Linked DNA regions of Homo sapiens: region 2 is linked to region 1. The links are chromatin loops, found by intact Hi-C in ENCODE. Cell type or tissue: GM12878. All regions are shown on one strand.

The links. Hi-C counts contacts between places; a loop is a spot of excess contacts. Peaks named below come from ENCODE experiments on the same cell type or tissue, not always from the same donor. Only the 100,000 strongest peaks of a DNase experiment are listed, where the experiment ranks them.
Region 2: it touches region 1 in a loop (4-fold over the local background); 3 of 110 quality-filtered maps call a loop at or near these places.

What each region holds. Positions count from the first base shown.
Region 1 is chr18:31,423,295-31,425,794 of GRCh38, forward strand. The region is part of intron 1 of DSG1-AS1 (DSG1 antisense RNA 1); the gene reads right to left. Among named protein-coding and RNA genes, the nearest start is that of DSG1-AS1, 2.4 kb to the right of the region's middle. In GM12878, a CTCF peak has its summit at 1,284; no DNase peak of the experiment used is centred here.
Region 2 is chr18:31,818,323-31,820,822 of GRCh38, forward strand. No RefSeq gene overlaps it. Among named protein-coding and RNA genes, the nearest start is that of SLC25A52, 59 kb to the left of the region's middle. RefSeq lists an enhancer at 1,090-1,590. In GM12878, a CTCF peak has its summit at 1,493 (motif pointing left); a DNase peak (open chromatin) is centred at 1,475.

The DNA of each region.
Region 1 (2,500 bases):
AGGGAAACAAAAAAGGACCATACTTTCGTTAGAAATTCACAGAGCTAAGGTTTTCTGAGACTGATAAGATTACCGAGTTAAAAGTAAGAGAGAGGCTGAATGTGTGTTTGATAGGGAGGCAGCAAGTTTGTGTGGTGAGTGATGGTGAGGTGTTGGCACAAAAGTCACCATGCATGCATGTGATCAGAATAAATATTGATTGACTAGGAAGTCTTGTTAAATACACATTATGTATTTAACAAGGAGGCACTGACTGGGTGATGACTTTGATATCAGTGTGGCATGAGCCACCATATGTAGAGAACATGAAACTAGATAGGAATTATTAAAAAAAAAAAAAAGAGTAAAAAACAAGTATTTACTAGTATGTGTCTAGCACTAGGCTAATTGTTTCTCAAAATTTTTCTTATTTAATGCATCTTATGATCTTTCTTTTATAGTTGAAGAAAATTGAAAAGAAAAACTATAAGGAAATCACCGTGAACCAATTCCAGTGCTCATTCATTTATTCATTAAATGTTTTTTGAGCATTTTCATTATTTGCATATGAGCTAAGGGCTAGGTATAGAAACGTGAATTAGGGTCCTTACCATCAAGGACCTCAGTCAGATTCAGGAAGAAGTAAAGGGTTGAAATACAGTATGAGATACAGTTATACAAGGGGGTATGAATGAGTGTTAAGGGAGAAGAGAAGAGGGGCCTAGCATTAATGAGCTGGGAAAGGCTTCCCATAAGAAATGAACTTTGAGCCAAGCCTGGAAGGAACCACAGGAAACAGCCAGATGAAGAAATGAGAAGAGCATTCCAGGCCAATAGGATGGAATTGGAGACAAGGAGAGAAACAGGGAAGATGGAGAAAGACTGGCTCCTCTGACAGCTGGAAGCAGCTGGTAACGCTGAAGAATAAAGGCAGATCATCACAAGACAGGAAGGAGTCAGAAACCTGGAAATCAATGACATGTTAAGGAATTTCCATTTTAATCTGAAAGTTAAATCTGAAAGAGAACCATTGAATATGCCTAAAGGAGAACAGTGAATTTGAAATCGCTCGTGAAGTTTGCCTTGGCATGCATAGGAGGAGAATGAAGCAGTTGATGAGAAGACCAGCAAGGAGTTGTTTCAATGAACCAAGGCAGTGAAGAAATAACATGCGTTCCATCTACACATCTTAACCCTTGGGATAACTGAATAATTAGCTGCCCACATCACAAAATCGTAGTATAATTGTGCATTTCACATCATCAGCAAATGGTGGTAACGAGTGATGCCGGCTATATCCCAAAGGTGGCGCTGTAACCTAAAAGCACGGAGCCCAGGAAATGCCCTGCAAACTCTAAGGGTCTCTCTGTAGGACTATGTGCTGAAGGAGCTGACTCAGACATAGTCCTCCACCTCAAGAAAAATATGCCTTCTACATTTATAAGGAATAGAAATAAAATGAAAAGAAAAACTCAGTGTTAAGATGTCAAGGTTTTTTTTTTTTTTTTGCTCTTAGTGCAGGATGATTATTTTCCCAGTATAAAATTAACATGTGCTCATTGTAGAAAATTTAGAAAATGTAAAAATATAAAAGAAAATGAAAATAATTTCCCATTACCCAGAGACAACAACTAACACCATGATAATTCTCCTCGACTAATGCTAACACAGCTCTACCCTTCAACTGATAGGTAAGGCCTAGAAACCCAAATCTGTGACTGAAATTTAGTCTTTCTCTAATACCCATATTCATTGCATACATTATTTTTTTAGTTGAGATTATCCTATATAAAAGCCTGTACCTGCATTTTACGCTTAATATTCTTCATAAAATAATTAAAGAGATATTTCATCCCATGAAATGACACTGAGGTTTCCTCTACTCCTTTAATATTATAAGTGATTGTGTGATTAATATCTTTGTGCATAGAGCTTAACATGCACTTTACATTATTTCCATTAGAATTGAAGTTTTGGGGTCAATGACTATGCACATGTTTTAAAATCTGTATATTACAACACACTGTTAACAAGACAGTCCTTGATGTTAGTGAAGACACCTTATACACCAAAGTACAATAATCATAGCTATAAATTTTTTTATATCTCTGGAGTTCTAGTTTTCCTCCCAGTTCTGAGTCTGTGAGTCCAATAGATATCATTATGAAACTTACATTTGTTTATAAGGATGCCAGCATTATAAAGGCATATTTAAATAGATAACCTCTGCTATCAGGGGTTAGGTTGTGCCAGTTGTTTTTGATGGCCATAAAACTTACTTGGTTTTTGGACTGAAGACAATATAGGCTTTGCTATCTACAATGTGTCCAGCCCCTATCTATATATAGTATAGTCCTAGAACCAAAGTTATAGGACATAATTTTCTAAGAAAGAACCATATTACATCTAACAATTTGAACACTGAAGAACTCTCTCCTCCAAGAAAATAGGCATGAGAAGGCCTGAACCACAATGCCACAACAGAATCTCCCAGGTATTACCTGTGGGCTGATTGATAGAA
Region 2 (2,500 bases), 400 kb after region 1:
GAAAGCTGGGTAGTGTGATTTAGGAACCTTTCAATACTAGCTGTTCCAAGGCAATCTTGTTTGCAGAGATGACAGCCTGTATTAGTCTGTTTTCACACTGCTGTAAAGAAATCCCCGAGACTGGGTAAATTATAAAGGAAAGAGGTTTAATTGACTCACAGTTCTGCACGACTGGTGAGGCCTCAGGAAACTTACAGTCGTGGTGGAAGGTGAAGGGGAAGCAAGGCACCTTCTTCACAAGGCAACAGGAGGGAGAATGAACGCAGGAGGAACTACCGAACACTTATAAAACCATCAGATCTTATGGGAACTCACTCACTATCACAAGAACAGCATGGGGGAAACTGCCCCTGTGATTCAATTACCTCCACCTGGTCTCTCCCTTGACACATGGGGATTATGGGGATTACAATTCAAGATAAGATTTTAGGTGGGGACACAGCCAAACTATATTATAGCCTGTTATTCGCAAGTAAACTCATACATCCAAAAACGTATTATTGTTTAGAAAATATTACAACCTACCTTTAAATTCTTAAAATATTCAAATACTTTCTATAAACTTGATACATCAATCTTGATATCGATTTTGAAATTTAAAGGTACCAGAATATGCCCCACAAAAAATATACCACTTTGACAAGAATTATTTTGAGTTATAGGCAACTGAGAACCAGGAGATGCAGGAAAAGCTTTTTACTTCCCCCTATCTAAAAGGAAAGTATAAAATTTTCCTTTTATAAAGGATATTTATATTTACAAAGGAAATTTCCATTGTAAAGATGTCTCCATACCAAGAAGAGAGGCTCCTGGAGACAACTCTTACCACCTGATATGGTTTGGCTGTGTCCCCACACAAATCTCATCTTGAATTGTAGTTCCCATAATCCCTGTGTGTCATGGAACGGACGAGGTGGGAGGCAATCTAATCATGGGGGTGGTTCCTCTCATGCTGTTCTCGTGAGAGTGAGTGAGTTCACGGGAGACCTGATGGTTGTATAAGGGGCTTTGCCCCCGTTTGCTCAGCACTTCTCCTGCTGCCGCCATGTGAAGAACGACGTGTTTGCTTCCCCTACCACCATGATTGTGAGTTTCCTGAGGCCTCCCCAGCCACGCTGAACTGTGAGTCAATTAGACCTTTTTCCTTTATTAATTACCCAGTCTCAGGTATGTCTTTATTAGCAGCGTGAGAACAAACTAATACACCACCTGAGAGGCTCTTCTCAGCATGACAAAACAACTTTTAGTTACCATGCATTTCCTTCACTCTCCTTCCCAGAACTTGCCCCTAACTCCAGCCCAAATCCCCCTTTCTTTTGTTTAGCCTAAAATGGTATATAAGTTTCAGTCATCTGGCCACCTCCTCGGGCCACATTTTTTCTTTGTGAACTCCTCCAAACTCTGCTATGTGTTACCTCATATAATGCTAATTTCAACATTTTAAAGGCAAAGGGTATGGACAACATTGATGCAAACTTGCACTCCTAGTGCCCTCTAGTGGATATAGTTGGTTTCAGTTATCACTTGGTAGGTTTTAGTGAAACTTTCCATAAAAAGGAATGCTCTGTCACTATACTCTCTCCTCTCTCCTTTCTCTTCCTCTATTTTTTGGTCTTGTCCATGTTCCCAAGATACACTGACAATGTTACTCAGTGTTAATGCTAATAAAACTCTATTTACAAAACAGGTGTTTATTTAGAAAAATAGCCGTACCCATTTATTTGTGTCTGGTGGTTTTTGTGCTGAAACAAAAGAGCTGAGTAGTTGCAACAAAGACTCTATGACCTGCAAGGCCTAAAATATGTATTATCTGTCATTTTACAAAAAAAGTTCACTAACCTCTAATCATGGGACATATCACTAGTTCTGAAAGATGCTTTGGCTAGGAAAGGCTATTCCCTAGTTGAATATGTTTGGGAAATCCTCCATTAACATATTAAGCAGTAAAGAAACCTCTTTAATTTTAATTCTATATTTATTTACTTAGTTTACTCTGGGAATTCTTTTTTTCACCTAAGACCTATTAATATCGTATTCAATGAAACGTATTTTGGGAAATATTACTTTATAATATTGTGTTTTCTTGGAGTCAACAATTCTGTTTTTCACAGTAGAAGAATTGCTTTCTAAAGAATAGCACTATGCTTAGCTTTCATTTATTAAATAACAATATTTTAAAAATCCATTTTCAGCTGGTTATTAAATAACAATATTTTAAAAATCCATTTTCAGCCGGGCGCAGTGGCTTGCGCCTGTAATCCCAGCACTTTGGGAGGCTGAGGCAGGTGGATCACCTGAGGCCAGGAGTTCGAGACCAGCCTGGCCAACATGGTGAAACCCTGTCTCTACTAAAAACACAAAAATTAACCTGGCGTGATGGCGCACACTTGTAATCCCAGCTACTTGGGAGGCTGAGGCAGGAGAATCACTTGAACCCTGGAGGCAGAAGTTGCAGTGAGCCCAGATTGTACCACTGCACTCCAGCCTAGGCAACGAGAGT